Regions from separate parts of the Homo sapiens genome. Here region 2 is linked to region 1. A link is an interaction called in ENCODE POLR2A ChIA-PET data of the cell type or tissue named here. Cell type or tissue: MCF 10A. All regions are shown on one strand. Links, peaks and the distances in the headings refer to the core of each region. The heading gives the core; the rest is flanking DNA.

Region 1 (16,291 bases), core at 2,971-10,970:
TGGCAGGATCTCGGCTCACTGCAACTTCCACCTCCCGAGTTCAAGTGATTTTCCTGCCTCAGCCTCCTGAGTAGCTGAGACTACAGGCGTGTGCCACCACGCCCGGCTAATTTTTGTACCTTTAGTAGAGATGAGGTTTCACCACGTTGGCCAGGCTGGTCTTGAACTCCTGACCTCATGATCCGCCCACCTTGGCCTCCCAAAGTGCTGGGATTACAGGTGTGAGCCACCGCGCCTGGCTGAATCATTTTTTTAAATTGCATTTCTGCTACCTGCTTTTTATTGATCACCATAACTTCTTAGAAAACCACTTGTTCAGCTGTGGTGCAAAGGTAAACAGCAGCTCTGCACTGTGACAATCTCTGAATTAGAGTAGTCCAAAATGTGCAAATTAAGTTTTACTATAGATATGAAACCACCTTTCAGTCCTGGTTTCTGTATACTAATGGTGCTTTTACATCTATTTTGAGGGAGATAGAGCAGAAATTTGTTTTTTGGTATCCAATAACAAATTAGGTTAGAAGGTAAATTCAAGCCATGCCCTAAAGACATCCAATAAATGCAAAGGCTGCATCAAGGAAGGGCACATTTACATCTCCATAGGTTTAGTCAGTTTTGCTTCTTATTAATTTAAGGGAGAAAAAAAGAATTACTAGTCACTTCTGGGAGAGATGAAATCTTAAAACTCAAGGTCTCTCAGCATGACTCAAATCTCTCAACATGAAGCTCTAGGTGAGTTTAATCTTCTTTTTGTTTTTAACCAACTCTGTAAAATCTAAATAGATTTGACTTGCATTTATGGTTGTCCTCATGCTAGCCTGGACCAAATAAATATTTAGCAATGGTAAATGACCAGGAAAACAATTTGGAAGAAATTTGGAAGAATCCAGCTTTCAATTTTGGTTATATAAACGATGGCAGACTACATTAAGCAAACACATATATTAAGGAGGAGCATTTTAATTTTTGGAGGCTTAATGTTTAAACGACACATAAGATAGCATATTCAAAATATTTGGAAGGATGAGCTTTAAGAGAGGAGAGGCAGGAAAGCATGGCTCAGAGAGGAGAGAAAATTGCCTGTAAGAATCTACAGCTGGGTACCTGTCATGGCTGATATAGGAGCTCTTCTTCCAATGTAAATGTATTCAATAGTGGAAACAGTGTTTATGTTGAATCTACCAATGCTCTTTTGTCCAGGGAAGCTTCCATCCAACGAATGATCAAGTTATAAACTTTATTTTTGTTTTACTCTACATTCTGGATTACTCTTTATTTTGTTGTACTCTACATTCTGGATGCAAAAGCAAAAGGGGATCTCAGATTTCAGGTGGGAGCAATGAACTTCAATTCTGAGTAAAAAGAGTTAGAATTTCAATTACCAAAACACACTGGGCCAGGCACGGTGGCTCAACGCCCATAATCCCAGCACTTTGGGAGGCTGAGGTGCGTCGATCACCTGATGTCAGGAGTTCGAGACCAGCCTGGCTGACACAGTGAAACCCTGTTTCTACTAAAAATACAAAAATTAGCTGGGCGTGGTGACACACACCTGTGATCCCAGCTACTCAGGAGGCTGAGGCAGGAGAATCACTTGAACCTGGGAGGCAGAGGCCAGAGTGAGCTGAGATTGCACCACTGCACTCCAGCCTGGGTGACAAGTGAGACCTCGTCTCAAAAAAAAGAAAAAAAAAACCCACATTGGATATAGATTATATCATTTTAAGTGTTTGTAAGTGTTGTTTAAAAAGATAACTTAAAATTCAGGTTTCAAGTTTTACCATCTACCCCTAACTACTACGCAAATCTTTTTCTTGCCAAAAAGCTAGTGGGGGGAAGTCCAAATAAAGAAAGGAAGAAAAGATCTTCATCGTTTCAGTGGGAAGAAAATACAGGTTGAGTATTCCTTATCTGAAATGCCTGCGGCCAGAAGTGTTTTGAAGTTCAAACGTTTCCGAATTTTGGAATATCTGTGTTATATATACTTACTGGTTGAACAACCCTAGTCCAGAAATTGAAAATGCTCGAGCATCATGTCTGCACTCAAAAAGTTACAGATTTTGGAGCATTTTGGATTTCGATTTAGGGATACTTAACCTGTATTTCTTTTTATGCTTCTCTTTACTAAAAAAGGTTACTGACAAATTGAACAGCTTTTGAACCAATATGTGAAACTTGGCAACTGTTCCTGGATGAAGTTTCCAACTTAAAAAGTCATTCATAAGCCACAATTCCACTGAAAATAAAAAAAAATTATTATACTTTAACAAGTATTTATTTATTTACATCCAGGGAACATTATAGATTTAACTCTCATTTTAATTCATTATCCATCTCTATTTTTCGCATTGGTGACCTTTGCTGGTCTTTTAATGGTGGCTTAGAAGATGATACAATTATTCTCTCAGAGGGTCCATGTCAAAGTGGGATCTGCTGCTAAATAATACTAATGAATTTAAGACCTTCTTCATTATCTTCTGTTGAGTGATATACATCATAGCTTAGAAATTCATAAATAAATACTAAAATAAAAGGACAACACAAAGTAAAAAACAAATACAAATTAAAACAGAAAGATTTCAAAGGTAAAAATCAGCCTGTCACACCTTAACCATAGTGTGATATGTTCTGAACTTAGAAGTTCACTCTTCTTTAGAATAAAAAAATTATAATACTCGGATTTGTATCTTTACCATTTAAGATTCACCCCTTTGAAGAGATGAATTTAAATTCTGTAAGTATGTAAACTCTTAATTATGACAGATCGACTTTGTATCTTACTGTCAGTATAAATCCCCACACACTACCAGAGAAGCAACTTGGAGACACTGCTTTGGAGTCAGACAGACCTGGGCTGGAATTCCAACTTGTCCACTATTAGCCTTGCAAATCTGGGTAAATTACTCAAGCATTCTGAGCCTGTTTCCTTCTGTAAAATGTAGATAATATCTGTCTCAATGCCATTTTCCTAAGTATAAATTGAATTAGGTATAACATGCTTGCAAAGAACTCAGATCAGTGCCATGCATAGGCCCTCGATAGGTTTCAGCAGGTACTATGGGCCCCCTTGCAGTCGGAGGTTAGTGCAGGGTACTGGGTGCAAAATGACATGCAGTGGTCAGAATGCTCGGTCTAGAAAAAAAGACTGCTTATTGCTTTCCAACTGACTTCACATACTTTAATAGGCAAGGACAGTCCTGGGTCCTGGGAGTGTCTATTATACCTTAAACATTCTCACATGCACTTTATTTTGGAAGGGCGGTGACTTTTATTTAACTCTCCACCCAAACCTTCACAAAAATAGCTTTATGACATAGAAACAAGAATGTTATTGCCCTCACATATGAAGCCATTACTATACTTCCCTTGAAACATGTAGGTTATTTATTTCACTTCTTACCTTTTCAATTTTTTCATCCAGCATTCTGAAGAATTCTTGTTGGCTTTCAGAGATGTGCATGCTGAAAAACAAAGGGTAGTTAAGTGCATATTTTAGTGCTTTGCTAAACCTGGTCCCCTCAAAGGAAAAATGCAGAGTCCCCAAACTTTGGGGAAGACATTTATTTATTGCAGACTTTTCCACTGAAATACTCTGAAGTTACATTAAGGATAAACAGTACAGTAATCCTGCAAATGTGTTTCATAATTGTCTATCAGTGCCTATGACTTAAAGGAAGACAATTTCCTTTCAATGTACAGATGCTATTTATAGTAATGTTACTAGGAGCTGAATGCCAAATTGTTTCTTCAGATACACATTTGTGATTTAAAAAAAAAGCATGAGCAAGCAGCATAAGGCATATTTCAACAGTGTATTGAAAAAAATAAAAAAGAAAATGTATCCTAGTTATTGTATTGAAATATATATTTTACAAAGGTTATCAGTATCAGCATGATCTCCAGCTGACTATGGGTGTGGGCCGGTGGCAAACAAGCTGAGGACATACAGATGACCTGATATTACTACTGAGCACTTTCTGCACTGGTGGCAGCAGATACACCTCTGAAAACACAATTCCACTGGAACGTGGGAGGACGCATGTCTGAGCAGCACTTGCTCTGTGTTTCCTGTCCTGTGACTTTTAACAGCCTTCTTAGTGAGACGGCTGACAAGGCTGGTGGGGACAAAATAAGATGGTAAGGACAGCAGGGATGAATTACATATGGGAAGAGCATGGGGCAGTATAGGACTTAGTCTTAATGGGCCATGGTCTTAATGACGGTTGCTTCTACCTAGCAGATAGCTGTGGGTGTTTCAAGGAGGTGAAGGATGCTGGATAAGACACGTTATCACACAGAGTTTCCTTTAGTTACTATCAGTGCCTACTGGTTGTCCTGTCTGAAGGAGGGGGCTGGGGGTGGGCTCTGGAATGGCTTCTTCCCTTCATATCCAAGTGTGGTGAAATGTACCCTTTACCATCATGCCTTATCCTTTAGGGGCCACAAGGAGGGGCACAAGTGACCTGAAACCCTCCAGGCCTCCTGTGACAGACAGTGGGGCCTGAGGCTCAGAGGGGGTCCCCTCTGTATAAAAGCAACATTAAAATCTGTGAGCAATGACATTAACTCGGTTATCAAAGGAAAACAATGTACATATCTGATTCCATTAATCAATTGTCATGGTTTACAAAGCACTTTCACATATATCACGTAATTTTACTGCCCTTTATCTGATCATTCAAATAAGGTAAACGTTTTGTTTGGGAAACACGCCCTCTCTTATTGCAGGTTTGAAAGGCAGAACAGAATCTGGGATGATGAGAGTACATTAAACTGTCTCCTCTCTGTAGGATCCTGGGCAGAAAAGCCAGTTTGCATAGCTGAGTTTTCCCAGGTTCCTTATGTTTTCACCGTCTCAAGCACCAAAACATTTTTTATTTGAGCCACGTTGGATGCAAATCTTTCTAAATTTCATATTCTTATAATAGAGGATCTCTCTCATAAACACTTCTTTCTTTTCTTTTCTTTCTTTCTTTTTTTTTTTTTTTGAGACAGAGTCGTCTCGCACTTTCGCCCAGGCTGGAGTACAGTGGTGCGATCCCAGCTCACTGCAACTTCTGCCTCCTGGGTTCAAGCAATTCTCCTGCCTCAGCCTCCCGAGTAGTTGGGACTGCAGGCGTGAGCCACCACGTACAGCTAATTTTTTGTATTTTTAGTATAGATGAGGTTTCACCATGTTGGCCAGGCTAGTCTTGAACACCTGACCTCAGGTGATCCACTCACCTCGGCCTCCTAAAGTGCTTGGATTATAGGCGTAAGCCACTGCGCCTGGCCAGATCTCTTTCTCTTAATATAGGTAACTGGATAGATAACCGTATGTATATGTTGCCCCAGAAATGTTGCCCTAGAAAATATTCCAGGGACCTCATAAAAAACGGCATTTTTAGGATTTGACGTTCATTGTGGAAACTCTCTGGTTGGAGGTTTTAGCATTATATTGCCTTGAATATAGCAGGAGGGCCAAAAATATTTCTTAATTAATTGACAGAGTCCCCCTATTTAAGTTCATGTGATTCATGACCCCTTGCTGAAGCAGCAGAGTTTGTCAGCAGGGGTGATGTGCAGGGCCTGAGTCCTCATCTATAAAACCAGGGCTGGTCACTGATGTCCCTTCTACTGTCTATGATTGTCACTAACTTCCATTAGCTCCTTTATTTAAATACCACAACATGAAAACTGCAACGTTTGGTCAGTACTCATACACATGCACATGAGAGGGACAAGAGGGGGCATTTTTAAACAAAAGTAACTCTGCAAATGTATCTGCAACCTCTGCGATCAAGAATGCACTTATCACAGGGTCGGGATCCCTATCAGGAGCTTGAGACCAAAAGTGGTGGCTAAGGACCTCGGGATGCTTATGTAGGAAAGCAACCACAAAACTCTCAGCGATTTCAGTTTTGTGTTGTCCCATAATATAGAAATGCTGCCTGCTTTTTCTTTGTCTAAGAACATTAGAACATGCCTGCCTGCCTTTGCCACATTTCATAACCCACGAAGAAGAGTCACACACCAGACTGAGTCACTCTCTTGACATCTTGAAGTACGGTGCATGGGTTGTGTTAGGAAAGACTGAATGGAAGGAAGCTTGATGCACCAGACAGGCTCCTCCAGATAACCTGCATTGTCACTGGAAGTGTGTCAGACATTGCCGGGGGAGCAAATGCCCACACGGGTCACCTGTGCATCGTCTCAGATATGGTGTCATCCGAAAGCATGAGGCCTACTCTGCTGTTCTCCATTGGATTGTTTCAGGGAGAAGAAGAGAAATCTCTTCAATGGGGCAGGGACAGAATTTTTATTCTGATGAAATAAAAATTTCCCCATATCAACTGATTCCTGTCTAGATAAACATGGGTCCCCTCTTCCCATGTGAAAGAAACTTATCCACACAGCACCATGAATATGTGTTTACCTTCAAGAGTACAAACTGCACTGTAGAAAACAGTTCCTGCATAAAGACTTGATTCTAAAATCCTTTCTGATGCACAATTTGATGATTGTGAGTGGGGGAGATGAGGAGGAAAAGCTCACTGGCTTTTCTTTTTTCAAGATATTAGAAAAGGATCACTGAATTGTTTATGACTTAAGTTCATAAAGGATGAATAATTGATTCTAAGATTCACTTACAAAAGATTCACTAGCATTCACTTACAAAAGCCTGCACATTGGTACCTGACTTAACCAATAAGGCTCAATAATTTTAGTAATTCCTATTTCTCTCTCGTAACTAAAACAACCTTGGAAAACTCAATGCAGCACTGGAGCACTCCCTGTGCCCTTGGTCAGCGCTGGCAAAGCTCTTGTGAATTAACTCTGCACCCTCAAACACTCTTCTTCCTGAGACTTCTCAGCTTCATGGGACTAGGGATGACAATACAATGGCATCTTAATGCAAAGTAAACAAATTAATGAATGGTGGGCAAAATGGGCTTTAGAGCTAAAAGATATGGGGCTTTCGCTTTTGGTGTCTTAAAAAAATAAAATCTGCAAATGATAAAAAGCTAAGCCCCAAAGTATGAGAAGGCAAAGTCCTAATTCCCTAATACCTCACCTGTGAAGCCTGGCAGAATAAGCCATCCTAAAATATGCTTACTTTAGCATAAGGACTATTTTGAGCTAAAGACAACTGGAAACAGCAGGTGCAGGAGGGGACTTCTGACCTCCTCTTTTCTTCCTGAAAGAAGGAGATGAAACTCCCATGTGAACAATGCCCTCCCCACACCAGGAGGAAAGAAACATTCTTATCACCAGAGACAGGGAGTCAAGGCCAAGAGAATTCTGTACCAAGAGACTTTGTTAAAATAATTCCTTTCTTCCTTTAGTCTCCCCACATATTTCAGCTGCTTTTCCATAACTGTTTCTGTTTGTTCAACCTAGTATACAAATATGTGGGTTTTGTCACTTCTTGGGTCTTCATTTTCTCATAGGGGCTCCCATGTACATGTAGAAATTGATATCTTTTCTCCTGTTAAATCTGTCTCATGTCAACTTAACTCTCAGGCCCAGCCAGAAATCCTGAGAGGGTTGGGGTAAAGTTCTTCCTCCCCTGCAAAAATGAAATTAAATTACTAGGTGGGTTCCTGGTAAATCTTGGCCTGAACACAGTTTTTCCTTCATGATCATCATTTTTCAACTGGACCTCAGGGAAGTAGATTCATCCTAACCCTCATTCTGTGACAGACTCCTACTAGTAGTTCATGCATAGCTCACTTTTATTTATTTTGTTAATTATTTTTTTAAAGTAGTATAATAAACACCTGTGAAACCAAAATAAAAAACAAAAGTGAGGACCTTGACAACCACCCATAGCTGACTCCATGTGAGTTCCCATCTGCGTGTGTGTTCCCACAACCCAATGTAACTATCACTCCCTCACTTCGCTTTTATATAGTTTTAATGCATCTCTTTGTGTGCCTTTAAAAGACAGATTATTTCAGTTGTTTTTAACTTTATAGAGTGCGTCATGTTCTATGTAATCTTTCAGGACTTACTCTTTTCTTGTAATATTAGACTGCTAGGGCCCATTCAATATTGCGCATTGCTGCTGTGCATTTGTTTGAACTGCTGACTAATATCCCATTGTGTGACTATAGTGTGGTGCATTCACGCAACCTCCTGTTAAAGGCATCTGGGTTATTTCTAATATTTAAGGCATTTTTACCAAGTGCCAGACAATGCCATAAGCAGTGGGTATACCCTATTTCATTTGTTCTCCAGCTCAAGACAGGATCTTTCACTTCAATCTCTCTCTGAGAAAACTGAAGCTCAAAGACATAGGTCACTTGCCTGATATCAAACTAAAGCATTAAATGAAGGTATGAGGATGACATGCCTTCATGGTGGTATGAGGATGATCTGCCTTTATGGTATGGGATTGTCCTTCCACTCATGGGGAAGAAGAAGCCTCATCTTATTTTATGCATCAGTACAGTAAATTGATCCTATATGTCAGCAAGTAGGAAAAGTAAAACTCTTCTCTTGGCCCTCCAGAAAGATTTCTTAATTGAATTCCAGGAATCCAATGTTCTGTTCACAGTTTGAAATACATACACACATGTGTGTGTACACACACACACACACACACACAAGCATGCTGCTGTGGGGAAAACAGAATTTTCTCCTCTGAAAGCTTCAGCACATGCCAGTCTGTGAAGTGTGCTGCTTCAGGGTGTCAATGTTAAGTAAGTATTCTTTCAAACAGAAAAGAGAAATTCTCCTCCATTCAATCTCTCTTTATAACTCTGAGATAAGGGAAGCATTTTAAAATAGCATTTTTCAGACATCCTGGATGATAAGGTGGTTTGGCTGTGTTATCAGATATCTGCTGTCCCCAAAGGCAGATAAAGTGGATGAACGTGATGAGCAGTAAGGTGGGCTAGGGAGGTTGCGGCCATAGCACAACATTCACCTGAGGGTGAAAACATCAGCCGCATCATTACACTGACATTGTAAATGGTAAGTGGATTTTAACATGTCCAGTTTTCTTTGAAAGTAAAAATTGAATGACAGAGCCCATTACCTACCCCCTGAGGTCTCCTAACTGCGACACCACAGTGGCCATAGCTGCAGCGACTCCACAGACACTGAGCCAGGGTAAAGTGATTATGAGTTAGGTAATTTTTGTCACAATTTTCTGGAAGAACCAGAGATAACATACCTTCTTCTGCTTATGATTTTGATTTATGGGGCTATCAATACACATATGTAATAGTCAAATTTATTTTGGGTTGGGGTGCCTGTGTCAAATGTACCAGTGTCATCGGTACTCTCAGGAAATTTGTCTCCATTTAGGTGAAACACTAATAGAGATTTGTAGCCGCTGGGATAACACAGCCTCTTTGAAGGAGAGGACGGCTTCAAAGTCATACAAAATATATTTTATCATTAAGGTTAGAGTCAGTTCTAGAACAATCTAGAAAACTACTCATTATTGTTTTTTAACTTTTGAACATGCAATGACCTTTTAAATGAAACATTTCGGGATAGTCATCTGTTGGTAATCAACAATCATATTTTCAAGTTTCTACTGTAAGTGGGAAAATGTATTAGGCACTCAATAGATCCTCACGTGATATAATCTTTTTCTTCAAGTTAATTTTTTTCTTTTCTTTTTAACTTTCCAATTGTGATGTACCTAACACACAGAAGACATATAATGTTATTTGTACATTTTTTTTGCAAAATAACAATTGAACATTCATGTAATTACCACCCAGATTAAGAAATAGAGCCTCTGGTTCCACTGTCCTCCATTTGGTCAGAAATAACTAATATTCTGAATTTAATGCCTTTTCATTTCCTTATATCTCTTTATTGTTTTACCATATACTAACAGACAACATATGCCTTAGTTCTGTCTGTTTTTTGACTTCATATGAATGAAACCACATGTAGGCATGTATCGCTGCTTACTCTACTGCCTCATCCTTATGAGATTCCTCCATCATGATATGTGTACCTATAGGCACTAATTTTCACTGATGTATAGTATTCCCACAGTTTAGATGCCACAGTTTAGTTACCCATTATATTTTCTTTTTTTTTTTTTTCCTTGAGATGGAGTCTCGCTCTGTCGCCCAGGCTGGAGTGCAGTGGCGCCATCTCTGCTCACTGCAAGCTCCACCTCCAGGGTTCACGCCACTCTCCTGCCTCAGCCTCCCGAGTAGCTGGGACTACAGGAGCCCGCCACCATGCCCGGCTAAGTTTTTGTATTTTTAGTAGAGATGGGGTTTCATCGTGTTAGCCAGGATGGTCTCGATCTCCTGACCTCGTGATCCTCCCGCCTTGGCCTCCCAAAGTGCTGGGATTACAGGCGTGAGCCACCATGCCCGACCTATATTTTCAATGGACATTTGGGTTTTACCTTTAAGAGCTTTAAGAGCTTCTTAATTTTAGTGCAGTCATATTAATTAATGATTATCCTTAAGAACTACATCCTTTGTGTCTTATATGCAAAATTCTTCCCTACCTCATGGTCATAGTGATAGTCTCCTCTGTTTTCTTCTAACTGGCCTACAAAGTCAGCTTTGTCATGTATTGTAGGTCTGTTTTCATTATTCTGTTCTGTTACACCAAACCACATTTTCTCAATTACTAAAGCTTTATATTAGATCTTGATTATCTGGTAGGCAAAATGGAACTCACTCTGAAAACATTTTTAGCTTTAAAAACAATGCAGTTGTTCCTTGGTATCTGTGGGGGATTGGTTCCATGACCTCCCTGCAGATAGATAACAAAATCTGCAGATTCTCAAATCCCTGATATAAAATGGTATAGAATTTGCATAACCCCCACACATCCTCTCATATACTCTAAATCATCTCTAGATTACTTATAATACCTAATGAAGTGCCTACACATCACTTCATTCACATGAATTCAACATAGTACTTGGTGTGCGGCAAGTTCAAATTTTGTTTTTTGGAACTTTGTAGAATTATTATTTTTTGAATATTTTTGATCCATGGGTAGTTGAATCCACAGATGCAGAATCCATGGATATGGAAGGCCGACTATATAAGGAAAACAGAAACTAGAACTTACTTTGCTCTGGGTTGATGAACTAATCCCGGAACCTCTTTATTAGTTTTAAGTCTTACATTTGAGCTGGCACTTTTTTCCTGAAACACATAAACACAGACATGTGAAAGACAGGATTAGAATCCACAATTAAACAAGTGTATGAGTTTTCATCACACAAACGTTCAATCTGTTTGGGGCCCTATACTACGGCTGGTTACCTCACAAGGGCAAAAGTCCTTGCAAAGATGACACACAGAACAGGTAGAACCTGCCAAACAGGGAGCACTGCTATGAAAAGTGAAATTAGCTTTATAACAACTATGACTCTGTTTAGAAAACAATGTACAGTTAATATTTAATTCTTTAACACTAATAGTAATGAATCAAAGAACAGAAGATCTAGTATCAAGAGAAACAGCAGCAATACAATCACAGCCTTTGTTCACTTGCTCAGGTTAACTGACTTCCGTGCAATTTATTTGTAAAAGACAACTGCACTTACTGAGATGTAAAGTTTGCTGAAGGCCCTAGCCGTGACAGGAACAGGAACATGACTAAAACCCACGACAAATGCTGAGATTGAATTCAATTGAATTACTACAATTCAATCCTAGCCTGTATTCAAGAAACACTTCTTTGGCTTTTAGCCTGACCTAATTTCTTATTCCCAATAACTAGCCACATGGGAAGGAAATACTCTCAAATCTTAAAATGCTAGTATATCAGTAAGGACATGATCTCAATAATACTACTGCTCTGCATTTTTCAACGTTATCTTAAAAAGATATTCAAGGTGCTTTATAATTTGCTCACAAAACATACCCCTGAAATGAAAGGAAAGACCACTCTGAACCTATGTAACAGGTGACTATATACACTCGAGGAACTTGAGGTAAGGCCACAATTAAAGACCAAATCTAGAGTGAGGAATAAAAACTGCCATGGGCCGATGCAACATTCTCATCACATGCAGAGTGATGTGGGATGACACATAAAACAGATGGTCCCCAAATGAGCTCTTTTTGAGGTCCTATTTCTCCTGGGACAGCAGAAGCCACTTAAGTCAGTGAAACTCCAATGACTTACATATTCTAGTTGTTTGTTATTAACTATCAAACATGAGCTTATGTGCCTATCATCAGTACTCCAAAAAATATGTGATTTTGTTTGTTTTCTTTTAGGAAAAGAAACAATCATAAGTTTCTTGCAGTCTATCTTACCTTCTTTACCTTATACTAACTTCAGAATGTTTTCATGAACATTTAAGAAGGATAAAACATATTGTTCTGTCTGTTGACGTATGTCAGGGAACAGTAGATGAACACTCCTAATCTTTTACAAAGCAGGTGGGAGAAATTAGAAAACCCGAATGCACTCACAACAGAAGGGCAGGGCCCATGTCCTTTCTTTACCACATGGGGTAAGGGGCCTGGCACTTCATGAGCGGCACTCAGCAAATACTGGTGAATGAATGAACGATGTCAAAAAGTCATTCACGTGTTTTTAAAAGTTAGAGGTAAGAATAGCTCAAATGTAGTCTCTTTGTAGGACTGAAGGCGTAAGTTCCTTCCAAGTTGGTCCTTTTCTCCTTTAAATCTTATGTTGTCTTAGATTAAACACTGAAAATGAACAAGACCTTATCCTCTTTCTCTTTCACATAATTTCCGCAACTCTTTGAGCTTAAAAGAAATGCACTGTAATTTTAAACATTGCTGAGGCAGGAAAGTGACTTCTAATTCTAAAAATGCAAAGGATATACAGTGGTATGTTGTTTATATTCCATTTATTTAACTGTACCCTTGAAAATTATGTTGCCTCAGCAAGTCTTTCTTAAAAACCCATTCTGTGGTTGCTAAGTAAGGAAGGATCTCCCCAAACAACAGAGGCTCAATGGACAAGCAGGACTGAGAAGAAGCCGGCCCTCAGTAACGCATCACTCCCAGGAGTGCGCTTCCAGGGCCAAAAGTGAGACAGAGGCAACAGGAAGAAAAGCAGTTTAGGATTTCCCATATAATTCCAAAAAAACTTTCTTCTACTATGTATTTACAATGTGTTTGCTCAGTTTTACAAATTTTCTCTCACCAAGACCAATAATAACCACTCACTGAGCACTTACTGTAAGTCAGGCATTATTCTAAGCACTTCCAAATATTAATTCATTTTAACATTCACTAATATTTATATATATTAACTCATTTTTATGCCTACAATACCTCTCACGGTTGGGTACCATTATTATCCCCATTTTACAGATGAGGAAGCTGAGGCATACAGCGGTGAAGCACTTACCTGAGACCATACAAGTAATAAGCAGTAGCGCAGGGATTTGAACCCAAGCAGTTTGGCCCCAAACTCCATGCTGTTCACTACTAGCTCAGCATTTCTCAAACTTTTTAGGGTCAAGACCCTTTTACCTATAATCTCCAAATTTTGACACATTTCATTGTACAACATAAAAAAATCCCATTTGTTAAAATCACCATCAATCTCATCAGAAAACCATTGACTGAAGCTGTCAAGCTCATGGTAGTGAATATAAGTTTTCCAAACTTATAGATTTTGTTTAAAGTTTGAATTTTATCACTGGCAAGAGATACTGTCAGTTATTTTTCTTGAAGTGTCAGGCTCCCTTACTCTTTTTTAAGAAAATGATTTACCAAATACCAGGTCTGAATATCCATAATTTATCTGCCAGAGATATATATTTTTAAAATAGAGAAGATGTCCTATAAAAAACAATGCCTAGTTCAGCTTTCAACTCAATCAGCTATAGAGGTGCTTTTCTCCATGATAACCGTCTAACCTGGACATGCAGAAGAAATGCTTTATGCATACTTCCCATTTCATCACACAGGCTATTAAAAAGATATGCATCCAAAGTCTCAGGACACAAAATCAAGGTACAAAATCAATGTATACCGTGGCTGGGCACAGTGGCTCATGCTTGCAATCCTAGCACTTTAGGAGGCTGAGGCAGGCAGATTATGTGAGGTCAGGAGCTCCAGAGCAGCCTGGCCAACATGATGAAACTCCATCTCTACGAAAATATAAAAATTAGCCAGGCATGGTGGTGTGTGCCTCTAATCCCAGCTACTTGGGGGGCTAAGGCAGGAGAATCGATCATGACCTGCACTCCAGCCTGGGCAACAGAGCAAGACTCCATCTCAAAAAAAAAAAAAAACCATACAAAAACAAAAATCACTAGCACTCCTATACACCAACAACAGTCATGCCAAGAGCTAAATTAGGAATGCAGTCCCATTCACTACACACACACACACACACACACACACACACACACACACACACACAATTCCTAGGAACACAGCTAAGCAGGGAGCTAAAAGATTTCTACGAGAACTACAAAACACTGCTCAAAGAAATGAGAGATGACGCAAGTGGAAAAAACATTCCACGTTTATGGATAGAAAGAATCAATATTGTTAAAAAGGCCATACTACCCAAAGCAATTTATAGATTCAATGCTATTTCTATTAAACTACCAATGTCTTCACAGAACTAGAATAAAACTATTTTAAAATTCACATGGAACCGAAAAAAAAAAAAAAAAAAAGCCCAAATAGCCAAGGCTGTCCTAAGGAAAAAGAACAAAGCTGGAGGCATCACACTACCTGACTTTATGCTACAGGACTACAGCAACCAAAACAGCATGGTACTGGTACAAAAACAGACACATAGACCAATGGAACAAAACAGAGAACCCAGAAATAAGCCTGTACACCTACAACTATCTGATCTTTGACAAACCTGACAATAACAAGCAATGAGGAAACGATTCCCTATTCAATAAATGGTGCTGGGATAACTGGCTAGCCATATGCAGAAGCTTGAAACTGGACCCCTTCCTTACACGATATACAAAAATTAACTCAAGATGGATTAAAGGCTTAAATGTAAAACCCAAAACTATAAAAACTCTGGAAGACAACCTAGGCAACAGCATTTTGGACATAGGAATGGACAAAGATTTCATGACAAAGACATCAAAAACAACTGCAACAAGAGCAAAAATTGACAAATGGGATTTAATTAAACTAAAGAGCTTCTGCTCAGCAAAACAAAATGAAACAAAAAACAAAAAACTATCATCAGAGTGAACAGACAACCTACAGAATGGGAGAAAAATTTTGCAAACTATGCATTTGACAAGGTCTAATATCCAGCATCAATAAGGAACTTAAACAAATTTACAAGAAAAAAACCCCCAAACAACCCCCATTAAAAAGTGGACAAGGCCGGGCGCGGTGGCTCACGCCTGTAATCCCAGCACTTTGGGAGGCCGAGGCGGGCGGATCACGAGGTCAGGAGATCCAGACCATCCTGGCTAACACGGTGAAACCCCGTCTCTACTAAAAATACAAAAAATTAGCCGGGCGAGGTGGCGGGCGCCTGTAGTCCCAGCTACTCGGGAGGCTGAGGCAGGAGAATGGCGTGAACCCCAGGGGGCGGAGCCTGCAGTGAGCCGAGATTGCACCACTGCACTCCAGCCTGGGCGACAGCGAGACTCCGTCTCAAAAAAAAAAAAAAAAAGTGGACAAAAGACATGAACAAACACTTCTCAAAAGAAGACAGACATGCAGCCAACAATCATATGAAAAAAAGTTTAACATCACTGATCATCAGGAAATGCAAATCAAAACCACAATGAGATACTATCTCATATCAATCAGAATGGCTATTAAAAAGTCGAAAAATAACAGATGCTATTGAAGTTGTGGACTTATACACTGTTGGTAGGAGTGTAAATTAATTCAACCATTTTGAAAGACAGTGTGGTGATTCCTCAAAGATCTAAAAATAGAACTACCATTTGACCCAGTAATCCCATTACCGATTATATACCCAAAGGAATATAAATCGTTCTATCATAAAGACACACACAGGCACATGTGCATTGCAGAACTACTCACAATAGCAAAGACATGGAATCAACCCAAATGCCCACCAGTGGTAGACTGAATAAAGAAAATGTGGTACATATACATCTGGAATACCATGCAGCCATAAAAAAGAATGAGGTCATGTCCTTTGCAGGAACATGGATGGAACTGAAGGCCATTATCCTTAGCAAAATAACAGAGAAACAAAAACCAAATATCGCATGTTCCCAATTATAAGTGGGAGCTAAATAATGAGAAGACATGGACACATAGAGGGGAACATCACACACTGGGTCCTATTAGAGGGTGGAAGGTGGGAGGTGGGAGAGGATCAGGAAAAATAACTGATGGGTATTAGCCTTAAT
Region 2 (16,291 bases), core at 4,646-12,645, 49 kb after region 1:
TGTCTCTGGAATCAGAGAAATGTGTATATTCTTGTTACACACATGTGCATGCACTTTTGAACTATAAACAATAGAAAGCTTAAATTTTTACTTCTATTTTCAAGAATCTTCCAACCATCAAATTAAAAGAACCCTATCATATACCAATAAGTTGTAAGAAATTTTTAAGAGACTGTCCCTAATTTTTATTTACTTAGATTTTATTCTGTAAATTAGAAAACAAAGGATAGGTCATAAAGTTTACAAACATTTGTTATACAGATTTCCTTGAATTGGTGTTTGTTTTATTCACTGAATGAATGAATGAGGCACTATAAGCCAGTTAAGAGATGGGGTTAAAACCATCACTTATTTTTTTAAAGGCACTAAACTACGTCAATTTTATTGTTTGGCTATACAAACATTTATTTGCTACTGAAAACTGAAATAACACAGCAAAATTTCCTTTTATTGTAATTCAAATTTTTGGAAACCAAAATATCCAATTAATTACTATGCTCTAGCCAAACCACCCAATAGTTTCTTTACCTTCTTTCTCCATACCTTACTCTGCTTCAAATTCTTGACATTGGGTTTCATCTCACTGATTTGAGGATTCTAAAACACAGGGGAATGCCTGAGACCTACTGGTGCTTCCTTGGGTTATATCAAAAAGTAGAACTGAAGTATTATTGAAGTCACTCAAATACATTCAAACTATATAGATCCCTTACAAATTACTGGTATCAAGGTAGGAAGGAAAAGATACAAGAAGAAAAAGACATCACAGAACTCATTACAGGTTATCAAAATTATTGGTATACAGTCTGTCTCAGAATAAAGTAGCCTTCTCAACCTGCTGCATAAAATTACAAGCAAGAAAGGAAGTATAGGAATAAGGTTTATGACTGAACTGGCTCTGTGCCATAATTCTCCATTGTGGCATTGTCAGAAGGATCCCATTAATGCAGAAACTGCTGGAATGGTTCACGTTTTGATTTATTCTTAACTCCCTTAAGCCTAGTGTCTGTTACTTCTCTTTCAAGCCGAGAAAATCAGTTGAGCAAGATGTAACTGAGTTTTACCATCTTTTCTTTCTGAACAAATAACAACAATGACCTTGTTCCTCTCCTCCTGTGTGGCATGCCATCTCTGATGTCCTGGAAGATCTTTTCTCTTCTACTCTGCCATTGGGGTAGACCTTCTGGTAGAGGGGAAAGGGACCAGGGTTGAGAGTCAAGTTATGCTTTGTGATGAGTCCATTGGTAATCTAGCTACAGCTCTAAGCTGCTCCTGGATCTTTGGGTCTCAGCAGAACATGATGCTGACTCACAAATTGCTACAAGGTAGCCTGGAAAAAAGTCTATAGCCCAGAAGGAGCCTGAAAACCTGAACTCCAACAAACGGTGCCCAAAGAGCCAACCATTCACTCATTAACTTGACTTCTAAGCCTATTTCTGTAAAACGGGAATAAGAACCTTAACCATCAGATTGTAAAGACAAGGTAAGATAGTCCATTCAGTGTTTACGGCACAGAACCAGGAAAAACAGTAAGCAGGCACTCACTTTTGTAGGTTAAAAAGAAAAATAGAATGAAACTTATGTGTGAGTTCTAAATTAGTTTAAAAATCATTTAAAGACAACCTATGAAATAACTTCTTTGCCTAGGATTATTAATGGAAATCCAGCAGATATTCTCAAGAAAAAAATGGAATTAGTTTCTCCCCCCCTTGGACTTACGAATAAACAGTGTTAGAACTAAATGGTTTTTTTCCTATTCTAAAATCAAAAAAAATACACCATCCCTCATCCTCGTGTCTGTGACAAGTCGTACCCAGATTGTATTAAGAATTGAAAAACCATCCTCATTAGACTTGAGGGCCCTGTAGACATGCACAGCAGACATTTATTGAGCACCTATTATGACCACCAGGAGTAGACCAAGAGCTTTAGATGGATTCTCTGAGTCCTTCTTAACCAATATGCCAGAATTCATGGAAATAACTTCATTGTTGAGCAGACATGTCTCTTCTCTAGGCCAAATGACAAAAATGTACATTTTGCTTGGTATAAATACCAAATATGTTGTTGCTGTTGTTTTTCTTATAACCAAAGCAATATTTCATTGTAGAAAATAAATCATCTGTTATCCTACCAATTGAGTGCCATTAAAATTTGGAATGTTTCCTATGTCATTTTTTTCTCTCTCTGCTGTTTATCTACAAAATTGGAATTATGTAATCATTCTTTGAGCAAATGCTTTTTTGGTGGTTTATACTATCTCATTATATGGATAAGCCATTAATTACTCATCCGGGTAATACTGGGAAATTTGGTTATTCCCTTTTTTTCACCATGACAAATAAAGCTGTAGTAACCATCTTTGTACATCTCTTTGATTTCCCTCTTCCTAGGAAAATAATTATTAATTTGAACATGACCATCTTTTGGGCTTGCAATATCTTCATCCAGAAAGGTTGTGGCTATTTACACTCTCAGCAGCAGTATATGAATATGAGTGCCTGACTCCTCTACTTTTGTCAGAAATGACAGTGTGATTTTAAAAACACACAAAAAAGTTTACAAAAAAGTTGCCAATTTCTTAGGAAAAAAAGTATCTGATTGTTTTCTTAAATCTGCATTTTTAAACTATATACTATAAGGTTATTCTTCTACCTTCCTTCCATACAGGCTATTTTCTTTGTTCTGCAAATTATCTATTCCTATCCTTTGCCCATTTAAAAATCTGTGTTAGGGATATCCTTCTTGTCTGACAAAAACACTTTCTATGTTAAAAGTATTAATTTTTTTTCCTGTAATATTTGTTGCAGTTACTATGGTATTGCAACAGTATTCCTGGGCAGTATTTATCTTTTAAATGTTTACTGTACTATTTCATGTAAAAAGTTTCAAATTTGTGTATGCAAATGAATCATCCATAGCCTGCCCAAAGCCCTCTTGTTTTCTTTTTGTTTTAAAAAAACGTTAATTCTATCACCTCAAGGTTCCTTTTTTTTTTTTTTTAAGACAGGGTCTCTTTCTGTCACCCAGGCTCAATTACAGTGGTGTAGCCATAGCCAGGTCTACAGGCACATGCCACCACACCCGGCTAATTTTATTTTTTGTAGAGATGTGGTCTTACCACATTGTCCAGGCTGGTCTCAAACTCCTAGCCTCGAGTGATGCTCCCACCTCAGCCTCCAAAAGTGCTGGGATTATAGGCATGAGCCACTGCACCCTGGACCCCCAAAGCCCCTTTCTGTCCAATTCATTTCTGCCCAGATGAGGCGATGGATCCACCCTCTTGCCAAACACGGTAGATTGGCACGGGGAGGGGCAGCTAACCAGAAAGATGCAGACACAGCTGATGTAACAAAACTATATTAATGATGAGCCCAGTGAGGGAAGATCCTCAGATTCAGTGCCCAGATCCTGGTCCTTCCAGAATCTAGCCTTGCTTCTCTATCTCAGCCTTGAGAAGGTCCAGCCCAATGACAGTCCCTGCCCTGAGGTTAATCCAAGATCACTTTACAGTAAACTCTCCATTTACTTGTGGTAATTTGAGTTGGTTTTGTTCCTCACACTCAAATTTATCTTCACTAAAACATGACAAAGAATTCTTTCCCTTGTGGTTTCTTCCACTGCTTTTATATTTAAAAATACTTCCCCATCCCATTATTAGTTAGGTAGTCATTTTTTTCTCCTGGATTTTTTAAAAACATGATTTAAAAAAAATACACACATAGTTCTCTAAATAATTCGCCTGGAGTTTATTTTGGTGTAGTTTGCTGAATAATCTACCTCTTCTCCATGGGATTGCTGTATTCCAGGGATCATATATGTCTGTATGCTGTCTGTCTGTGCATTTCAAGGGCTATTTATTCTGTTCTATGTGATTCCTATGCTGGCACTAAACTGTTTTTAGCTTTACTATATATTTTACATTTGAAATAGCAAGTTTCTCTTCGTTGCTCTTTTAAAATGTTTCCTAGCTATCCTCTCTAAAACCATTTTGTTATCAAAAAATTCTTTTTTATTTCATCATGTCACTGACTGAACTATCTCAACCTCTAGACAGCCAGTTATGGCTTAACCAAGTCCAGGAAATCCATCTTTACAAAACCAGAAGACAGCCTGGTGCGGCAACTCATGCCTGTAATCCCAGCATTTTGGGAGGCTGAGGCTGAAGGATCACTTGAGCCCAGGAGTTTGAGACCAGCCTGGGAAACACAGTGAAGCCCCATCTCCACAAAAAATATGGAAAAATTAGCCAGGCTAGGTGGCATGCACCTGAAGTCCCAGCTACTCAGGAGGCTGAGGTTGGAGGATCGTTTGAGCCCAGGAGGTCAAGGCTGCAGTGAGCCAGGATTGCACCACTGCACTCCAGCCTGGGTGACAGAATGAGATCCTGTCTCAAAAAACAAACAAACAAACAAACAAAGAAACAAACAAAACATAAAATCTCCACAACTTGAAGAGATGAAATCACTTCACGACAGCCAGGTCTACTGCTGTAACTCCTGTCTTGCAGCCCTGCCAGATAAAATTAAGAAGGCAGCAAAGAGAAATTTAGCAAATGTGTTCTAAATAGTATTATAATTTGCCTCTTTTTTTCTTGTATTGGGTGAAGAAAACTGAGCAGTCCATGAAATTAAAACAAATTAATTTACTTTCCTAAAAGGTTTTCAAAAATAGACAATAACAACCTTTACAATCTCATCTAGCACTACATGCGTTCCTTGATATTAAATCTTTTTTATTCTTAAACACTTATACTATTTGTTTTTACAAAACAAGATTCAATAGTCACTGGGACTTTAAGGAAAAATATCTATAACAACCCCAACCAACTACTACATTTTGTCACATCATGACTTAAACCAGCTTACCTTAAACATGCTGAGAACACTGACAACAGCCTACAGTTGGGCCAAATCAGGTAACGCAAAGCCTATTTTAAAATTAAGTGCTGATATCTCAGGTAATTTATTGAATATTGTGCTGAATGTGAAAAACAGAATGATTCCACACCACTGTAAAGTTGAAAAATCATAAATCAAACCATTGTATGCCAGACAGTCTGTGTATGATTGGATATTTTCAGTGAAATATAAAAACATTTATACATTATCTAAATCTAGTATTTATGTATATTATTTGTATACATAAAAATAAATAGGAAGATTACTCATATTGGGACTGTAGTGATGAATTTTTCATTAAAAGGAAAAGTGATAGACTAGAGAAAAAACACCTGGAATGTTCCAGAACTGCCTGGTTGGCAGTCCCTTCCTTCCCTGCTGCTCCACTCCTGAATTTTTACACATCACAAAAACAATCAAACAAAAAGAAAAAAAAAACTCAAAAGATGTTATATCATAGGGAAAAGTATGAGTAAGGAATACAATGTTATCTCCTTACCAGAAAACTAGAGACTACAAAATATTTTAAAATGCAACAACTAAAAAGGTAAAAATGTTAGTGTATGTAACTTTATATATTTAATACATATATTTAAATATAAATTTAGTATATTTTACAACACTGCTGTTGACTGAGAAGACAAATGCAAATAAACAGATTTGAAGATTTCGGGTGATTTCTTAATGATTCTACTTCATTAATTTAAAAGCAAAGTACTTTAAAGAAGGCGTCACACTTTTTAATGTAACCAGAGGAAGAAGAAGTCATCCCTTGACTGAGATTCTCACCCACTTCACCAAAATCATCACTCATCTTAAACCATTTTGCAGATGACAAAACTGAGTCTCAGATGTTGCTATTCTAAAGTTCCACGGCTAGGAGACTGAGCAGGACTTGAGCCCACCACCCCAGGAGTTCTTTAGCTTTTTTGTGCCATGTACTCCTCTGACAGTCTGGTAAAACCTATATACCTCTTCTCAGAATAGTATTTTTAAATTCCTAAAACAAATACATAGCACTAGAAAGGACAAAAATTATAAAGAAATAATAATTATCAAAATATTTTTAGGAAAAAATTGTGATAGAGTAATATATGTTCTTTATTAATGTATTAAATAAGAAGATATACTAGTGGGTCTGATAACTATGGTAATTTTAAAGGAGTCATGAGCATTAATATTTCAACAACTTTAACGTGGTATGAAAACAACCGTGACTTTTACTGTTGAAAAGTCACAGGTACTGCTATTACTACTGGCTTGTTGCCTACATTCACAATTAGGGTGTCATTTGCTGAATACTTTAGTTCCTTCTCCAAAGGAAAGTACCCTGCAAATTTGTCCAAATCAAAAGTCTAAAATTTCCATTAAAGGTTAGTGAAAATAAAGATGTAATTTTTTTTTCTCATGGAAGTTCACAGACTCCCTGAATTCTGTCTACAGACCTCTTGGGAACTGCCCATTCTGGCTAAGTGCTTAGTGTAGAGTCCAGGTAGACTTCTCTAAGGAGTCTGCAATGGGGAGAATGGCGTGAACCCGGGAGGCGGAGCTTGTAGTGAGTGGAGATCGCGCCGCTGCACTCCAGCCTGGGCGACAGAGGGAGACTCCGTCTCAACAAAAAAAAAAAAAAAAAAAAGAGTCTGCAATGGGTATAAAATGAATGAATAAATGCAAGTTCCCACTGAAACACTGAGGTGGGTCAGGCACCACTGCCAGATGGTTCACTTCCTCTTTCAGGGCCAATTTAACCAGCCCATGCTCCCTAACTACAGTGTGAGTGAGTGTGTGAGTGTGTGTGTGTGTGTGTGTGTGTGTGTGTGTGTGTGTGTGTTGGGGATTTGAGATATGGATTACTATACTTCCTAGAGGCACCTTCATTTACCTGCCTAACCAGTATCTTGTATCACCTGATTATCATTTTCTAAGATCACACAGCCTAGGGTACCAGAAGGTATAACAAGGTCTTTGGGAAACAGACCAGGTTGTGAGGCCCAGCACAGAGTAAAAGCCTCAGCTAGTCTGCAGCAGCCTCTGCTATGGTCAGGAGGAGCAGGAGATGGTCAAGTGGGTACTGATGGGACAGCAGCCAGTGCCACCGTGGCCATAGCAGGTATCCATTTCCAATGGTATAACTTGTCTGCCTTGGAGCAGCACATTTCTGATGCCCTGGGTCAACATTTCAGATTGTAATGAATGTCAAACAACTGTTACTGAGATTCTTGTCTGATATTCCCTACACCTTTTTTCTAGAGAGGAGCATACTCCAGTATTTTGATTATTCTCTTCATAAAGGATGGGATATGCTCATTTCATCTATTCAAATTTTTAGATTAACTTAAGATAGCTAAAAATTTAAATATCTAAAATGCTGCCAAAATAAAAGAGAAAACACATTTGGCTTTACTCTCTCAACTTTGTATGTGAGAGAGAACATTCCTGTGTTCATGTGCATGTGCGTGCACACGTGTACACTGCTTCGTGGGGAAGGAAACAGAGCTTCCCTGTGATTTCCTAGATTTCCTCCCTGTGGTTTTCAGAAACCATGTTCCCAGCAGCAAATCCAAAGACTTGCCTTGAGCATGCATGCCATTTTTGCAAAGAGACCAAAAAAAAAAAAAAAAAAAAGTCTGGATGTATCTTTAAATGGCAAGGAAGTAGGATCATAAACACAAATTTAAATAAGCAAAGAATGATTAAACTTCAAAGCAAAAAAGGAAACAGAATAATTCAGACCCTGATATAAATAAAAGAACAATACTCTAGTTCAAATTCCCTAGCTAGGCATTCAAGACCATGCTCAATCCAGCCCTACTAACTTGTCCTCAGAGGTCCTGCCCTGCATGGTCTGGCCTCTTCTGGCTGCTCCGGCTTTGTATCAACCTACTCTTGCCCTCATTCTCCTTCTCTAGACTCAGTTCCTGGAATATCCCAGGCTCTCTCCTACTTTGGTGACTTTTAACTGCAGTTTTATCTGCCTGAAAGGCTCTTGATGGTCTTGCCCATCACCCTTCTCCCATTTTTTAGTTACTGCTGTTCATTCTTCAGGTTTCATCTCAGGCCTTCCCTGATCCTCCAGATCAGCCAGATTTCCAAGGCCTGTGCATTAGATTGGGTCAACTGTGCTCTAAATCAGGGTGTAGAGTCAAGTATGGGGATGGCGAGGCTGCCCTACTGGCCAAGCCATGCACCTTAGTGCTGGGCTTTGTCCAGCTGGACACTTTTTCCAGTCCTTTATGTGAACTGGAAAAGACTCCACTGGCTTGCCAAACCATGTGCCTACAGGTTTTCATATACCTGGAGGTTGCCTTTTGTTTTGTCCTCTGAGAGCGGATGGCTTTTTCTTATGTGCACAAAGGCATGCATATCATATCATTGACCCTATAAATCTCCCTGCTTTACACATGCAATTGGCTTTTTCATTCATAGACTTAACAGAGTCTGTGGTCTGTAGTCATTGATATCTATGTATAATTAAGTGGTATCAGAGTTTCCCATTAGATGGTAAGATCCATTAGGGCAGTAACCATGGCTTTTTGCTCACAATTATCCCCAGTCCCTAACACAGGGTCTGGCACAGAATAGATGCTAAATGCATTTTTTTGTTTGGTTTTGAGATGGAGTCTTGCTCCTTCACCCAGGCTGGAGTGCAGCAGTGCAATCTCGGCTCACTGCAGCCTCTGCCTCCTGGGTTCAAGCAATCCTCCCATCTCAGCCTCCCAAGTAGCTGGGACTACAGGTGTGCACCACCATGCCCAGTTAATTTTTATATTTTTAGTAGAGACAGGGTTTCACCATGTTGGCCAGGCTCATCTTGAACTCCTGGCCTCAAGTGATATGCCCACCTTGGCCTCTCAAAGTGCTAGGATTACAGGTGTGAGCCACTGTGCCCAGCCTGCTAAATCCATGTTTATGAAGTGAATTAATTAAGAAGAAAGCCATAGATATGCTGTAATGAAAGAAATAACCAGACTTAGGGCAAGATGGAGGTGTCTAGCAGATTTACTTATACTTACTGAATAAATCAGGATTTGACAGATAGTAAGAAGGAAAAGTTGGCAGACCGAAGGACAGACTTTGCAACTTCATAATCGAAGGAGAATTTCCACTGAAGCATTTCACCCTAGGGCTAGGAAGAAACATGCTGCTTCTAGAAGAAATCAGAGTCAGGCTGGTAGTGCCTCAAGAGCCTGCTTGGGAATAAAGGGCGTTTTAAATAGGATAGCAAGCTGGGAGGGAACCTAAGTGAGACAAAAATCTAATGATTCATGAGATTCCAGGCAGACCAAGAACCCTGGAACTTGCAAAACTTGTTGCAACAAGAATTCTTGCTCAGTTGGCTGAAGACACTGAGGCAGAAAGCCTCTGTGTGTCACTTAGTGCACTGCACAACAGGAAAACCAGCTTCAAGTGAAGATCTGAGGCGAGCATAGGAGTAGTTATGGCCCGAACAGCCCTGAGACTTGGAAAATAAAGATCTGTATAGTTCCCTGAAGACAGGCAGGGAACACGAGCATCGGTACAGACTTAGGTGCCTCAATTCTAAATTTCTAAAAATTTCTCCCTATGGAAAGGGAGGGAGGGAAAAATGCAAAACACTTTTTCATTCTAGAAAAAAAAATATATGCTACACCAGATTACATGTATATATTTTAAATTTATCTAAAATATATCAAGCCATATAGCACTATTACAGATTCTTTCTTTACTTAATAGTATAACTTAAAGATCTTTTCATATCTGCACATACAGATTTTTTATTCTTTTTAACAGGTGCGACACATTCCACAGTATGATGGATCATTCTTTAGCATAAAGAGGGTCATTTAGCTTGGTGACACAGCTCAGGCTTTTGTGTTTTTAGAGTAGCCTCATGGGGTAGGAAGACTCCAAGATGGCCTGCAAGGACCCCAGCTTCTAAGATTCACACCCTTGTGTAATCCCTTCCCACACTGTACCTGTACCAGGGTTGGTCTATGTGATCAATAATCTACAGCAGAAATAATGGTAGGCCACTTCCAAGATTTGGTTATAAATGATTGCAGCTTCCCCCTTGGGTGCTCTCTGACTGGCTCCCTCTGTCTCTCTTGGTTTATATGCTTTGAAAGAAGCCAGCATGTATATCATAAAGGCACTCAGGCCACCCACGGAAGGTCCAGGTGGTGAGGAACTGAGGCCTCCCAACAGCAAACATGAGTGTGCTTGGGAAGTGAATTCCCCTGCCCCACTTGAGCTTTGAGATGAATGCAGCTGCTGCCCACAGTTTGGCAGCAACTTCATGAGAGACCCTGAACCACAAATGCCCAGCTAAAGTGCTCCCAATTCCTGAACTCAGAAACTGTATGAGATAATAAATATTTGTTGTTTTAAGCTGTTAAATTTTGTGGTAATGTGTAATGTAGTACTGGGTAACTAATACATCACGTATGGTGAAGTCGTAGCAGTAGACTACGTAGATCAATGGTATATGCATTAAACATTTTGAAAGATATTGATAAATTATCTACCAATGAGGAGCCACTAACACAGCAAGGGCTCTGATTTCCCCAAATCCTCACCAGCATCAGAAATTATTAAACTCAACAATGTTTGCTAAACTAAATGGGTGAAAAATGGCATCTGATTGCTTTGACCTGTGTTTTTTTAATTTCAAAAGTTCTTTGGGGCACATACCAGGCTTCATCAGCAATGCACAGGAAAAGGTGCATGGTAGGGTTCAAGTGATTCATTACACAATAAGAGACTCTGAGCCACCCTGCCTCAACTTCTAAACCACTGCCTTTCATTTAAAATTCCCATTAAGCAATTAATTTTATAAAAGAAATAACCACTGAAGTTGAGTCTAGGAGTGAGAGTGTCTGATTTTGATTACTTTCTCGGAAATGTATAGAACATTAAATGATTTTAATAAGAGGCGTGCCCTTGAACCTCAAGCCATGAGCTTCAAATCAGAAGAGATGTAAATTCAAGTGTTAATTCCCTTTAATGTTGCTGAACCAGAAGTTCGATAACAAACTAGAGTAAGTAACCAGAATCAAATGGCAACCAAATGTCTGTGTTTTCCAAAGCTACTTAAATGAAACATCACTATAGTCTCAAATCAAATATGAACTCAACTATGTCTTTATCTGGATTTAGTTCCTGGTGAGAATAAATGGTTCTGAAAAAAAATGATCTTTTATGAAAAGCTATAAAGAAGACTGGAACTCAGTGATATTTGAGAGAAGCAAAAATAATACTCCTTGCTAGAGAAAAGCATCTGAAATCATTGTAAGTCTCCTACCACCAGCAACCCCAAGTTCCATAATAATGAAGACAAATGTATATTTAGTATTTTTTAAAATAAACACTATTCTTGATGACATCTCATTAAATTATCAAATATACCTGTTTCTACTGCCAGAAGTGATAACATTTTTATAAAAATAAACCTACCTCTTATAAAGATACAGTGGACATATCACATCAGAGAAATTCTAGAAAGAAGTTCCCAGATACCAAGGGCCAAAAACCAAGACAAATAGTTTTAGATGATTTCAAATGGTCTTTAATCACATAAATAAACAATTCAGAAGGCTTTGTATGGTTATTAAACTAACTAGCTGATTTCTCACTGGTACATGACGAATAAGTGACAATATAATTTAATTATTACTGTTACTTTCCCAGGCTACAATGGTCAGAGAAAGATTTTTTTTTTCTTCTTGTAAGAGATTGAGTCTTGCTCTGTTGCCCAGGCTGGGTGATCATGGCTCACTGCAGCCTTGACCTCCTGGGCTCAAGTGATCCTCCCACCTCAGCCTCCAGAGTAGGTGGGACCACAGGCACACACCACCACCTAGCCCAGCTAATTTTTTAATTTTTTTGTGAAGAAGGTGTCTTGCTATATTGCCAAGGCTGGAATTCCTGGGTTCAACTGATCCTCCTGCCACAGCATCCCAAAGTGCCAGGATTACAGGCGTTGAGCCAGAGGAAAGGAAATTAAAGTGTTGGTTCCCACAGCAAGGTGGATGCCATGCTCAGGGTTCTCTAAGGTTCAGGCCAGAGGACATTTTATTTGCACTAAGCAGTATCATCCCCCAAAGCACTGTTTCCCAATAACAGTCAAAGAAGGCTTTGGATAAGGCCATGGAATGTTAACTCTTTCTTTCCTCCCTTAGGATAATGTGGCTATGGAAGGCAGGCAGTCTCCAAAAAGCCAGGAGAGTGAGGGACTCTGGGCTCATTGAAGTGAACTCTCCTTCTTCTCCCTAGAGGTCTGCTGGATTCTCAGAGACACAAAGACAATCATCCTTGTCTTGTTACTGGCACATGCTCCACACATAGCGTGTGCTCCATAAAGATTTTCTAATAACTCATCTACGTATAAGCACTATCTCTTATTGTACTCACTAACTCACCACCTCTCCATGTAGGAAGGAGAAAGGATTCTCTGACATGGAAGTTTCTCATCCAGTGGCAGCTCAGAATTCTGACATGCTTGCCAGGTACTTCATCTACAACCTTCAGACAACACAAAACAAACATATGTTTTGTTGAGATATGCATTCTGTCCTATGAATCATTATGGATCCTACTGAATCCCTTGAGTGAATACTACTGTGAACTACGATTGGGTCATTCTGGCTACTGCAGCCAGCCTGCTTGGGTTTGAATCTAGCTCCATTCTTTACTGGTTGTGTGACCCCAGGCAAGTTACCTAAGTGTTTAAGTTTTCCTCATCTCTAAAATAAGGATACGAAAAACCTTTTCCTAAGACATGTAAAGTGCTTAGAACTGTGCCTGGCACATAGTGTATGCTGTTGGTATTATTATATGAATTGCCCTGTCTTTTACCTTGATATCCCCACATCTGGTAGGATGTTCACGTGAGACCCTGCAGAAGGGCTGGGGTTTCTGCTCAAATATTTAGGCAACTCTATGTGGCTAAGCTGATGATCTTCCCAACAAGTTGTGACAATAACTGACAAGCTAAAGATGACTGCACCCGGTATAGAAGAGGAATTTGCCTGAAAGCAAAAACAAGAGCACAGTTCAATCACCTTCGCCCTTCCTTTCCCAGAATATTCAACTTCAGCATATTCAAGAGTTCTATACTTGTAAAACTGTCATAGGATAGCTGGCTAAGCTCACAAACCACACCGGCCCGAAGCCACACTGAATCCTGTCACCTTCCCACTCAAGTTCAGACGCTTCTAGCTGAGCAACTCTGCACGCCAGTCCGTGATCCCCCTGGTTTCCAGATTATTAAATGAAAACACATTCGTTGGCACACCTTTCCCAAAAAGCCAATCAAGCAAATGAGCTTTCCCTCTGGAGTGCCAGGTCCACTCTGAAAGAAGAAACCCAGGCCACTGCTTTTAAAGTTTTAATGGGAGAGCACTGTAAACAATTAAGATTCTTTGGGTTCTTAACATCCTCAGAGGACCATGATGAGATCTCTTCGTAAATATTTAAGAATCACATATTTTCTCCCTGTCATTTCTGCCAGGGTCTGAGCACAAGATATATATCCATATCTGTCACCTGAAGACATCCAGACAGGCCACTTATAAACAGCCTTAGCTGGAGACCTAAAGAAGAGGTGAGGTCATAATTCTGTGTGCTGGGGTGGAGGCATGTGGTAGATGGCGAGGTCAAGGCTGGTTCTTCTAATGATGACAAGAAAGTATGATCATTGAGGATGGTGCTCAAAGTCATTATTTTAAAGATATTTGCTTAAATAAACAAGCAAAAAATAAAACCTAGGGGTCCTGAGGGGGAAAATAACACACTGGCTGTGTGTGAAAAAAGTATAATTTATATTTCATCTGTACTGCTACCTTCACACTTGGACAAAATCAACAACAGACATAAGTGGTTCTGGGATCCCACCCTTCTCCAAGAGGCCAGATGTCACAGACAACATGTCTTTAAATCCCAATTCCTTCATACCCACCCCCAACTATGTGGGGTTTAGTACATTTATTGGTTTCTCTATATCTCAGTTTCCTCAGGTAAATGATGATTGTTATGAAGATTTTTAAGATAATTCATATGGACCACTTAGATCCACATGGCAAACAGGAAGCATACAACAATTGTTAGCTATTATCATTTGTTTTTGGAACTGGCTTTCAAATAAATGAAATAATTCTTTTAAATGGTTAAAAAATAATAAACATTTGGAGAAAAAACTGGTATGATGGCATTTACGCTATTTGTGGCAATACCATTTACAGGTACAGATCAAAAAGTCACCAAATTGCATGGCATCAGAACTACAAAAATAACTTTTTAGCTTCATAAACTTTTTCTAAAACTAGATTAGAAATTCCTGGCTGGGCACGGTGGCTCACGCCTGTAATCCCAGCACTTTGGGAGACCAAGGTGGGCAGATCACCTGAGGTCAGGAGTTCAAGACCAGCCTGACCAACATGGCGAAACCCTGTCCCTACTAAAAATACAAAACCTTAGCCGGGCATGGTGTCATGCACCTGTAGTCCCAGGTACTCGGAAAGCTGAGGTGGGAGAATTGCTTGAACCCAGGAGGTGGAGGTTGCAGTTGAGATCGTGCCACTGCACTCCAGCCTGGAGGAAGGAGCGAGACCCAGTCTCAAAAAAAAAAACAAAACAAACAAACAAAAAAAACTCCTATAGCCACCAATGCTGCCAGAATCAAAGATGTATCATAAGTCTGTCAATCTCTTTTAAAATCTTGGTACATCTTATAACTTAAAAATTATGTTAAGATGCAATTTGTGAATATACATTTACTTAAAATATTACTACTAACTACCATGAAAGAACAATAACAACTAAATTGAACTAATAATTTGAGCACTAGTTTTTAGTATTTGGGTAAAAGATACATGCATTATGCACTGGATTTCTCTGGCATTTATTAACAATTATTAACAATAATGGATCTTTATTTAATGACTTCACTTTCAAAAACTAAGTAGTACCTGACATGTTACCACTCATTATCCATAGGTGAGGTATTTTAGTTTGGTTATGTTGTAGTAACAAACATCCCCAAAACAGAATGGCTTAAAACAACAAGGGTTTATTTCTCACTCGTGGGTACATGTTCATCACAGGTCAGCAGGGTCACTGCTCCGTGTCATGTCCTTATTCAGGAATGCAGATTGAAAGAGATCAGAAATCTGGAACTTTGCAGGTCACCATGGTAGGCAGAATGGAGATTGTAGAATTCTGCATTGGGTCTTAAGACTTCCCCTTAAAGGTGACACATATCCCCTCCACTCACATTTCATCTGGAAAAACAAGTCACGTGGTCACAATGGGCAAAGAAGTGCCCATGGACCCAGAGGGAGGAGATTTGGAATACTAGTGACCATGTCAAGTGACTACCATACCATATAAAGAAACTTTGCAGGATTTTTTCACTTTAATTTAAAGGTTAAAACATGCAGCTGTGAAAAGTCCTGGGCCTGATTGCTTCACTGGTGAGTTCTACCAAACATTTAAAGAACAAATACCAATCCTTCTCAAACTTTTCTAAATAACTGAAGAAGAGGAAACATTTACTAACTTATTTATACAAGATCAGCATTATCCTGATACGGAAGCCAGACAAAGACACTACAGAAAAGAAAATTATAGATCAATATTTCTTATGAACATTGATGCAAAAATCCTCAACAAAATACAAGCAAACTGAATTCAGCATAGTAAAAAGATTATACACCATGACCAAGTGGGATTTATTCCTAGAATGCCAAGATGGTTCAACATATAAAAATCAATCAATGTAATATACCACATTTACAGAATAAAGGGAAAAAAACATAACCATCTTAATTGATGGTGAAAGAGCATTTGACAAAACTCAACACCCTTTCATGATAAACACTCAACAAACTAGTAGTAGAAGGAAATCACCTCAACACAATAAAAGCCACATGTGAAAAACCCCAGTGAACATCATACTCAATGGTGAAAGATTAAAATCTTCCCCTCTAATATCAAGAACAAGGGAAGGATGCCCATTTTCATCACTTCAATTCAACATGGAACTGGAAGTTCTAGCCAGAGCAATTAGGCAAGAAAAAGAAATCAAAGGTATTCAAACTGTAAAGAAAAAAGTAAACATTTCTTTTTGCAAGTAATATAATCTTATGTTTGGAAAACGCTAAGGATTCCACACACAATAAAAAAGTCTGTTAGAATAAATGACTTAATTACAAAATTACAATAATCAAAACAGTGTGGTACTGACATAAAGGTAGACATATAAAATGAAATAGAATGGAGAACTCAGAAATACACTTTTGTATATATGGTCAAATGATTTTTGACAAGGTTGCCAAGACCATTCAATGGAGAAAAGAGAGTCTTTCCAACAAATGGTGCTGGAAAAACTGGACACCAATATGCAAAAGAATGAC

Evidence for each region. ChIA-PET counts read pairs that join two places held together with the same protein. Peaks named below come from ENCODE experiments on the same cell type or tissue, not always from the same donor. Only the 100,000 strongest peaks of a DNase experiment are listed, where the experiment ranks them.
Region 2: POLR2A ChIA-PET joins it to region 1 with 13 read pairs; 4 of 35 experiments call an interaction of 5 or more read pairs at or near these places.

The regions. Positions count from the first base shown.
Region 1 is chr1:184,585,571-184,601,861 of GRCh38, reverse strand. C1orf21 (chromosome 1 open reading frame 21) reads right to left here. Exons shown (of 6, transcript NM_030806.4): 4 at 11,047-11,123; 5 at 3,401-3,461. Among named protein-coding and RNA genes, the nearest start is that of EDEM3, 160 kb to the left of the region's middle. In MCF 10A, for the core only: no CTCF peak of the experiment used is centred there; a DNase peak (open chromatin) is centred at 6,031.
Region 2 is chr1:184,538,656-184,554,946 of GRCh38, reverse strand. All of the region lies in intron 3 of C1orf21 (chromosome 1 open reading frame 21), which reads right to left. Among named protein-coding and RNA genes, the nearest start is that of C1orf21, 160 kb to the right of the region's middle. In MCF 10A, for the core only: no CTCF peak of the experiment used is centred there; a DNase peak (open chromatin) is centred at 9,176.